Linked DNA regions of Homo sapiens: region 1 is linked to region 2. A link is an interaction called in ENCODE POLR2A ChIA-PET data of the cell type or tissue named here. Cell type or tissue: K562. All regions are shown on one strand. Links, peaks and the distances in the headings refer to the core of each region. The heading gives the core; the rest is flanking DNA.

Region 1 (5,381 bases), core at 117-5,116, 65 kb before region 2:
GAGCTTGCAGTGAGCGGAGACCGCACCACTGCACTCCAGACTGGGAGACAGAGCGAGACTCCGTCTCAAAAAAAAAAAAAAAAGTAATTAATTGATATGTTTTAAAGGTATATGTCAACATAATGTTTTATTAAGATTATGAGTGAAATTTTTTCTTCTATGAAGAATCAATGTGAAGTTATGGTTAAAATATCAATCGCTATATCATATTAGGAGATAAAAGAGGAACTATTCAATAACTGAAGCTAGGAAAACATCCATATGGAGAAAAATGAAACTGGGCAATGTCAAAGCATGTCTTCATTGTTTATCTTGGTAGAAAAGATAGAGGACTGTCTTTCTTGGACTAAAGAAGGGAAGAGGCCAGGCACGGTGGCTCACACCTGTAATTCTAACATTCTTGGAGGCCAAGGTAGAGGGATCACTTGAGGCCAGGATTTTGAGACTAGTCTGGGCAACAAAGCAGACCCTGTCTCTATAAAAAAATGTTTTAAATTGTCTGGGTGTGGTGGCATGTGCCTGTAGTCCCAGCTACTCAGGAGACTGAGGTAGGAGGATTGCTTGAGCCCAGGAGTTCCAGGCTGCAGTGAGCTACGATTGAGCCACTGCACTGAAGCCTGAGTAAGAGAACAAGACCTGTCGCTAAAAAATATTTAAAAAGAGGGGAAGAATTCTTAAATTAGGTACAAAAAAGTACCAACCAAAAAGAGAACAGATTGATACATTTTATTATTATTATTGACTATTATTGACTATATTAACTATATTATAAAATTGAATATTCACATTCTCTATGACCCAATGTGTGCATCAAGATATATCTATTAGAATACCCTTAGGAGCTCTGTAGATATCAGCAAAAACAAACAAAATCAAACCAGAAACATCCCAAATGTCCACTGACAGGTAAATGAATAAGCAAATTGAAATATTCACACTGTAGAATATTACACAATTAAAGCAATGAACTATAACTACATGCTACACTGTTCTTACAATATAATTATATATAGACTACCTATAACATAATACCTTTCTATCAAGTGTTCTTCATTTATTTATTTTTTGAGACAGGGTCTAACTCTGTCACCCAGGCTGGAGTGAAGTGGTACAACCTCGGCTCACTGCAACCTCCACTTCCCAGGCTCAAGTGATCCTCCCGCCTCAGCCTTCTGAGCAGCTGGGACAGCAGGCACATGCCACCATGCCCAGCTAATTTTTGTATTTTTTTGTAAAGATGGGTTCTTGCCATGTTGCCCAGGCTAGTCTCTAACTCCTGGGCTCAAGCGATCCTCCCACCTTGGCCCCCAAAAGTGCTGGGATTATAGGTGTGAGCCTCTGTGGCTGGCCCTCTAACAAGTTTAAAAACAACTAAAACTAAACATTTATTAAGCATTACGTTAATCAAATATAATTTAACATTAATTAAACATTAATTAAGGATAACACTAATTTAACTATTTTTTAAAGGAAGAAAATTATTAGGACAAAATGGAAGTAAAGGGGTAAAGGGAAGCACACAGGTAAATGTAAGTTATTGTTGATATTTTAGGCCAGGTGCAGTGGCTCATGCCTGTAATCCCAGCATTTGGGAGGCCAAGGCTGGTAGATCACTTGAGCCCAGGAGTTTGAGACCAGCCTGGGCAACACAGGGAGACCTCGTCTCTACAAAAATAATAAAAATTTAAAAAATTAGTTGAGCTTGGTGCACCTGTTACAGGTGCACCTATAGTCCCAGCTATAGCTACTTGAGGTGGGAGGATCACCTGAACCTGAAGAGGTCAAGGTTGCAGTGAGCCGTGATTGTGCCACTCCCCTTGGTACCAGTGAAACCCTGTCTCAAAAAAAAAAAAATTAGATCTTGGGTTGACAGATGTGTTCACAGGTGTTCAGATACATATAATTTTGAAATAAATTAATAAAATAAAAGAAAGCCATGCTAGGAAAAAAGGAAATATCAATGGTCAAGTTGCTAGGCTGTATGCCATGAAGAGCAGTTAGTCAAAGAGAATCACCTTTTCAGATGTGCCCTATCGCCCACCAGCCAGTAGTGGACAGCTCCCTGTCATGGGATAACCTGGCTGTGCTTCTCCTGGAACTTGGGCCTTACCATCTGGGAGTCCCCATTTAGTTGAGAAGCTGCAGAGGGAGTTTATTTCTGTGGCCTTGTAATGGGGCACACCTTCTGTTTGGGGGGGAAGTTCCCTCCTGTTCCAGGGAGATCATGAAGCAGCAGCTGCGTTGGCAAGGGCAGAGAAGATGTCCTAGTGATGGCTATTAAGGGGTCCCTCCCTTGCAGAAAAGGATTAGTGTCCAGCTAGCAGAGAAACACTTGCCAGGTACTTAATAGGTTCTATTTGATGGTAGTAGAAGCTCTCCCCAACACACATGCCCACTCAGCCAGGGAGAAGGTAGCAGGAAGGAAGGAGGCCCCCTGAGTATTGTGACCACAGAGATAGCCTGCCCCTGCAACCACACCCACACACTGAGGTTTCACCAGGGTGTAGGGGAGTGGTGGTTAAAAGACAAGAGAAGAGTCAGATACTATTATCTCCAAGTTTTGCTCCAAAATATGAGCTCTGAAAGTGAACGTGAGGACCCATTTCCATCTGTCCCCTACCCCATTCTACTCCCAGGTATAAGTTGCTTACCAAGATGAATAATGAGGGTTCTTTACAGCTTGTAAAATACTTTTTTAAAACATCATCACATTTGGTCCTCCTTAAAAAAAACCCAGTGGGGGTGGTTATCGTGCTTACCTTTATTTTTTAGATGAAAAAAAAAACTGAGGCTTGGAGAGGATCAGCGACTTGTCTAAGGTGATAGACTTGGAGGCAGAGATGAGAGGAAGGCTTCTGACTCCCTCTTATGCCATGTTCCCAGAGGGAGTGCCCAAAAACATGCTGTCTCAGCAGGAAGCAGCCACTACCCAAAAGCAGAATGGGAGGAAAGGAACAGGGGCCACATTTGGTCCTTACTAGCCAGTGCAGAAATGATGGTACTGGAAGGAGATATTTAGAGAGTGGCCCTTCTGTCACCTGATCCAAAGGCCAGGAATTGAAGGAGCTATGTCCTAGAGCAGCAGAGTTCTGTTAATTTGTTGTCTGTGCCTTCTGTATAATATCACTTTGTGCCCCTGGATATGCTGTTTTCTCCAGTGAGTCTAGGGAAGGAACTCTGAGGGATCATTTCACTGTCACTAAAAAACAAAACAAAACAAAACAAAAAAAAGTTTAAAAGGGATGCTTCAAAGTTTGATGCTCTAGTTGTTTTTAATCAAGCAGGGATTGCTCATTGTAAAAGTAATTTGGGATAATATAATCAAATAAAAAGTAGAAAAAAGAGTCACACCACCCAGGGATAATCACTTGTCCATCACCAACTTATCCCTGGCAGGGAATCTGCAGACAACATAGCACTGTTACCTCCCTTTGAGGCCTCAAATAATTTCTAACAGAAAGAGGCTGTTTTTGCTTAGGATGCAGATGAATAAAGAACAGAACTCCTCAGGCCGGGTGCAGTGGCTCACGCCTGTAATCCCAGCACTTTGGGAGGCCGAGGCAGGTGGATCACAAGGTCAGGAGATCGAGACCATCCCGGCTAACACGGTGAAACCCCGTCTCTACTAAAAATATAAAAAATTAGCTGGGCATGGTGGCGGGCGCCTGTAGTCCAAGCTACTTGGGAGGCTGAGGCAGGAGAATGGCATGAACCCGGGAGGCGGAGCTTGCAGTGAGCTGAGATCGTGCCACTGCACTCCAGCCTGGGTGACAGAGCAAGACTCCACCTCAAAAAAAAAAAAAAAAAAAAAAAAAGAACAGAACTCCCATCCAAACGGTGAGAAAAAGACGTATAATCTACAAATCATACCTTTTCTTGAACTCGTCAGAGAGCTGAGGTCGCAAGGCAATGAAATGAACTGAATTCCAAAGAGTAACTATCCCCCGTGAGAAGAAATAGGGAACAGGGGCTATTTTACCTTTGCCCAGGACTGGCTACATCATTTACAGATTTATAGGACCCAGTGAAAAATATGGGGAACTTCTGAGCACAGGGCACTGTGTGACTGCACAGCTTGGATACCATGAGGGGGGTCCTGTCTTTGGCAGAGAACAGAAGGAAGTGGCCACCACCGGTGTTGGTAAAAAGGAAGGAACTCAAATGTCTTGGATTCCCGAAGACTAAGTATGGATTAGCATTCAGTTTATTTATTAATTTATTTTTGAGACAGAGTCTTGCTCTGTCACCCAGGCTGGAATGCAGTGGTGCAATCTTGGCTCACTGCAACCTCCTCCTCCCAGGTTCTAGTCATTCTCATGCCTCAGCCTCCCAAGTAGCTGGGATTACAGGCCTGCACCACCATGCCTGGCTAATTTTTGTATTTTTAGTAGAAACAGGGTTTCACCATGTTGGCCAGGCTGGTCTCAAGACTCCTGACCTCAAGTGATCTGCCTGCCTCAGCCTCCCAAGGTGCTGGGATTACAGGCGTGAGACACTGCACCCGGCGCGTATCAGTTTAGAATGACTGGGAGCCCCAGAGAGAAGGGGAGTTTGTCACTACAAGCCCTTTTCCATGGGCCTCCACTAGGTGCTCATGAGAAAAAATGGGGATAGGGCAAGAGCCCCATGCTTGATGGTGCAGGCATTCAAGATGATGCAGGCAACCCTACGCCAGGGTGTAGCCAAGAAGTGGGTGGGGACTCACTTCCAAAGACTCCTCTTTCATCAAGTAAAAGCATCAAGCAGCTAGAAGAATGGCAGCAAACAGTTTCCACCCCAGAGCCACAGGTGTAGAAGCAGAGTCTGGCTGCCTTTGGGAAACAGTAGGAAACTCTCATTCTACACTGGCAAGGGCAAAGATCCACTGCTTCTGGGATAAGAGTCAAAGCAAAAGCTGACTTCTCCTGGGAAAACAGGGGTAGGAAAACCTTCTGGGCCTAGGATTCTGCACCAATATACAGTGGAGACGTGTGAGTCTGGAGGAGGGACTCTTGCTATGTTGCTCAGGCTGGTCTTGAACTCCTGGCCTCAAGCAATCCTCACACCTCAGCCTCCCAAAGTGCTGGAATTATAGGCATAAACCACTATGACTGGCCGGAGGGGCTCTTTTACACCCAAGACCCAGCACAGATTCCAGGACAGAGTTTGGTTGCCATGGGGATGGGAAAGGAGCAGAAACTCTGAGAAGGCCTCAACCACAGGGCTCAGGCTCACAGCCTCTGCCTAAGACTGAGGCTGGACCAGGAGAAGCAAGAATGCCCTTAGACCCTACCATGAGCCTAACATCAAGTAACAAAATAACAGCAATCTATATTAATCAAAACTTAACTGGGCGTGGTGGTGCGCACCTGTAATCCCAGCTACTGGGGAGGCTGAGGCAC
Region 2 (5,381 bases), core at 268-5,267:
AACATCACTAAGCATTAGGGAAATGCAAATCAAAACCAGAATGAGATATCCCAGTTAAAATGATTATTGTTAAAAAAACAGAAAATAGCAAAAGTTGTCAAGGGTGCAGAGAAAGGGGAATGCTCATACACTGTTGGTGGGAATATAAATTAGTATATCCACTATGGAAAACAGTATGGAGGGTTGTCAAAAAACTAAAAATAGAACTACCATATGATCCAGCAATCATCCTTCTGGGTATATACTCAAAAGAAAGGGCTGGGCATGGTGGCTCATGTCTGTAATCCCAGCACTTTGGGAGGTGAAGGCAGAAGAATCACTTGAGTCCAAGAGTTCAAGACTAGCCTGGGCAATATGGTAAGACCCTGTCTCTACAAAATTTTTTAAAGAAATTAGCCTGGTGTGGTGGCATGCACCTGTAGTCCTAGCTACTTGGGAAACTGAGGTGGGAGGATCATTTGATCCTGGGAGCTTAAGGCTGTAGTGAGCCATGATCGTGCCACTGCACTCCTGCTTGGGTGGCAAAGCAAGACCCTGTCTCAAAAAAGAGAAATAAAGAAAGGAAATCAGTATATCAAAGAGATATCTCCACCCCCACATTTATTGCAGCACTATTTACAATAGCCAAGATATGGAATCAACATTAAGTGTCTATCAACAGATGAATGAATAAAGAAAAGGTTTTATACACACAATGGAATATTATTCTACCGTAAAACAGAATGAAATCCTGTTATTTGCAACAACATGGATGGAACTGGAAGACATTATGTTAAGTGAAACAGGCCAGGCATGGAAAGACAAATGTCTTATGTTCTAACTCATATGTGGGAGCTAAAATAATCTACCTCATGGAGGTAGAGAGTAGAATGGCGGTTACCAGAGGCTAGAAGGGCAATGGAGAGGGGAAGATAAAAAGGGGATGGTTAATGGGCACAAAAATACGGTTAGATAGGCTGGGCATGGTGGCTCACACCTATAATCCCAGCACTTGGGGAGGCCGAGGTGGGTGGATCACCTGAGGTCAGGAGTTCAACACCAGCCTGCCCAACATGGTGAAACCCCATCTCTACTAAAAATACAAAAAATTAGCTGGGCATGGTGGCATACACGTGTAATCTCAGCTACTCAGGAGGCTGAGGCAGGAAAATTACTTGAACCCAGGAGGTGGAGGTTGCAGTGAGCCAAGATCATGCCATTGCACTCCAGACCGGGCAACAGAGCAAGACTCCATCTTAAGAAAAATACAGTTAGATAGAAGAAATAAGATCTGGTGTTTGGTAGCACAATAGGGCAACTATAGCTATCAATAATCTATTGTATATTTCAAAATAGCTAGAAGAGTAGATTTAGAATGTTCCCAACACAAATGATAAATGTTTGTGGAGGTGGATATCCCAGTTACCCAGGTTTGATCATTACACATTGCATGCTTCTATCACATGTACCCCTGATATAGTTTGGCTCTGTGTCCCCATCCAAATCTCACATCAAATTGTAATCCCCATGTGATTACGAGGGGAGGGAGGTGATTGGATCATGGGGGCAGTTTTCCCCATGCTGTTCTCATGATAGTGAGTTTGTTCTCATGAGATGTGATAGTTTTATAAGGGGCTCTTCCCCGCTTTGCTTACTTCTCTCTCTCCTGCTGCCTTGTGAAGAAGGTGCCGGCTTCTCCTTCCGCCATGATTGTAAGTTTCCTGAGGCCTCCCCACCATGCAGAACTGTGAGTCAATTAAGCCTCTTTCCTTTATAAATTGCCCAGTCTCAGGTATTTCCTTATAGCAGTGTGAGAATAGATTAATACAACACCATAATATGTACAACTATTTTTTTGAGACAGGGTCTCACTGTGTCACCCAGGCTGGAGTGCATTGGCATGATCACAGCTCACTGCAGCCCTGACCCCCAACCCATGTCAGCCTCCCACATCAAGTGATCTTCCCACGTCAGCCTCCCAAGTAGCTGGGACCACAGGTGCATGCCACAACACCTGGCTAATGTTTTATATATTTTTTGTAGAGATGGGGTTTCACTATGCTGTACAAGCTGATCTCAAACTCCTGGCTTCAAGTAATCCTCCTGCCTTGGCTTACCAAAGTGCTGGGATTACAGGTGTGAGCCACCATGCCTAGCCTGTACAACTATTATGTGTCCATAATAATTAAAAATAAAAAGTTTTTGAAAGAAAGAAAATAGAACATGGAGGAGCCAGCCTCAGAGATGAGAACTGATTCCTGAAGGCCCCAGGAATACATGACTAACTCTGCTTCTGTAGGGGAGTAAAAAATGGCTTTCCTATAGCCTTCTAGGTTCCTTGGCTGGGCTATGAATTAAGTTAATGTAAGACTAATGAACAGGGGAAAAGCCATATTTAATTACCTATGCATGCATGGGAGTCTTACAAAATATGAGACTTGAAGAAGAGGCATATGACTGAAGCTTAGAGCATCCTGAGATACAGAAAGCAATGGGGGCTTGGGGCTTCTGGGAGGTGGCGGCCACACAAGTTATGGAAGGGTGAGGGGAGGAAATGTGTGGTGAATAAAGGTCTTCTTGTTATGCAGATAAAAGTCTCCCAGGTAACAAGGTCGGGAGCAGCCCTTAGGAGAATAGGTGGTTTCTGTCTAGGCCTAGTGTCCACCTCCAGGCTCTCTCCTGTGATCCCAGTTAATCTCCCCTGGTGGATGAGATTCCTGCAAAGGAGATTCAGGACAATTGAGTTCCATTTGGAGGAAGGTCTTTAGGCAGCTAATGGGAGCTCAGAAAAAGCCTCTGTCTGCATCCACTGTTCCCCATGTGCCCTTGGTTCAAAGCAATCAGCACACCAAAGTGTGATATTTTGGGGTGGCATTTCTTGGACTCCTTCAACTTCATCCTCCAAGCCAGACTTTTCAACAGGAAAGTCATCTGGGTGTCTACATACTGGTTGTCATTGTATTCATATTTTATCGTTCCTCTTCTATCTAGTTGTCCCCAATTGTTGGCAGGAAATTTATTTTTTATTACTTCTCTTCCTGTATTTTGACTGGAAACTGGTGTTTTCTGACAACACAGCACACAGGCAGCTGGGTTTTGTGGCACTGAGCACATAACAAAAGGGTCATGGGCTTTTGGCTTTATTTCCTGAAAGTTGGTGCTAGTGCCCGCATTTGATGTTTCTAGCCTATGAAACACATCAGGTGTCCCAGGAGGAGATGCCAGCTCAGCTGCCATAGGTACAGAGACAAGTATGGGGCAGTGGCAGGAAAGTCTGAAGCAAGAACAGGACTGTGGCCTGGGCAAGCCCTTCCTTTGGGGTCTGAGCCCCAGGGGAGTTATCTAAACCTAAATGCAGGCCTGCAGGAGTGTAGCCTGTAGGACTTGCATACAGGGCTCTGCAGATTGAATGGGGATCAAGGTCGCCAGTGTCTCCAAGGCACAGAACTACTAAACAGCTTGTCATCATAACATAGTAGTAGAGGCAGGTGGTGGGCCTTCAGTGAAGCCACAGGGAAACATAGCAGGAGCCCATCAGCACAGCCTGTGCCAGCAGCCTGGGGGACCTTCTTGGAAAATGTTTATTTATTTATTTATCTTTTACCAGAAAGATTACTATGAAACACAAAGAAAATTATTCATGAAAATATACAGGAAATCAATTATTTCAAATAAAATACTACTACGAGCCATAGGTTCTGCATGTTTGGAATCTAAATCCTGGAATTGTCTGTTGCTGTTCACCTGTCTCATTTTTGCTCTCCAGTTACCCTTAAGACTGGTGCTGATTTAAATATTCAGGGAGGGTGGGTATCTAAGAGGGTCTGTCCATTTGGAAAAGGCAGCAAAGACTATCCTCTCACCCACTGCCCTAACCTGTGGATTATGTTGTGAGGGTAGGACCTCGTGCCTACCCTCATAACACTTTCAGTTCTTTGATTTGTGATCTGCTTCTTGTGTTTCACTGTGCCTGGCAAGGCCATTTCTTCTCTGCTAGTTCTAATTTAGGCAGATGGCTATTGCTTTTCTTATATATGCCAACTTTTCCACACCAAAGTTTGTATCTCTAGGGAGCTACTTCTGTTTATTAACAATGGGATTTTATTCCTTCAGTGAAAGTAGATTATGAACAAATAGCAAAATGAATGTGTATTTCACCAATCTCTTCCAGCTGCCTCTTAGCTCACCAGAGGGGCTGAGAGGAGCCTCTGCCTTGTTCAGTCTTGAATCTTGGGTGACTGTGTGTGGCCATTTTTATGTGAGCCATTTCTACTGACTCTCTCCTCAGCCTGTCCTAATCAAGTTTCTGCCCCTTCTGCTGCACTGATATGCTCTTCCCACAACTACCCGTGAGGCCCTGTCATGCTAAAAAGAATTGACATGGTCCACCTGTCATTTACCCAATGCTTCTGCTTATACTTGCATGTGAAATTAACACTCCCTTTTCATTTATATTTATATTTGTATTTTAAAAATTTAATCTTGGCCAGGCGCAGTGGCTCATGCCTGTAATCCCAGCACTTTGGGAGGCTGAGGCAGGCAGATCACCTGAGGTCAGGAGTTTGAGACTAGTCTGGCCAACATGGTGAAACCCTGTCTCTACTAAAAATACAAAAATCAGCTGGGTGTGGTGGCTCATGCCTGTAATCCCAGCTACTGAGGAGGCTGAGGCAGGAGAATCGCTTGAACCCAAGAGACAGAGGTTGCAGTGAGCTGTGATCATGCCATTGCACTCCAGCCTGAGCGACAAGAGTGAAACTCCATCTCAAAAAAAAAAAAAAAAAAAATTAATCCCTTGTCCGTGGATTTCTCTCACATCTTTCCCAGCTCATCTCACAACCTCTCCTATCATTTTCCTTCACTCCTTAAGGGGCTTCTCTTCCTCCCCTATTTATAAGTTTGCAAAGGTCCATTCTCAGCGAGCAAGCAATTTTATCCTCATGTTTTACCTCCCAAAATATCTCTGAATGCAGACCTCTTTCTGAGTTCATGTACCATATGCCTAACCCCTAGGGGATGTCTTAAAAATTCTCCAAACTAAATTTTCTTAAAAGTTCTCCTAACTGAATTTCCCCCAAATTGCATACACCATTATGCCTCCAAGTTCTGCTTCTTTTCCTAGGCTATATTTCCTGACGTGTCTTCTGCAGCCCAGGCAACAGTGCTCAGGAACACAGATCCATTCTAGGGTTCCCAAAGGGGAAGCTGACTCTGAGAATTGCAGTTATTGTACTTTCCTTGGTTGGATCAGAAAATATGGCCTTGAGGATGTGGCAGATATTAACTTCAAAAGGAAGTTTGATGGCTCTCTGTCCTATGTCTGTGTCCCCTTAGAGGTCTTTATCTCTGCTGGTAGAAAATGGAGAGGAATCACTGTGCTTCTCTTTTGCACATAATGTCAG

Evidence for each region. Peaks named below come from ENCODE experiments on the same cell type or tissue, not always from the same donor. Only the 100,000 strongest peaks of a DNase experiment are listed, where the experiment ranks them.
Region 1: POLR2A ChIA-PET joins it to region 2 with 5 read pairs; 4 of 35 experiments call an interaction of 5 or more read pairs at or near these places.

Annotation. Positions count from the first base shown.
Region 1 is chr2:62,311,587-62,316,967 of GRCh38, forward strand. No RefSeq gene overlaps it. Among named protein-coding and RNA genes, the nearest start is that of MIR5192, 110 kb to the left of the region's middle. RefSeq lists enhancers at 2,118-2,167, 2,228-2,327. In K562, for the core only: no CTCF peak of the experiment used is centred there; a DNase peak (open chromatin) is centred at 2,465.
Region 2 is chr2:62,376,694-62,382,074 of GRCh38, forward strand. No RefSeq gene overlaps it. Among named protein-coding and RNA genes, the nearest start is that of TMEM17, 130 kb to the right of the region's middle. In K562, for the core only: no CTCF peak of the experiment used is centred there; no DNase peak of the experiment used is centred there.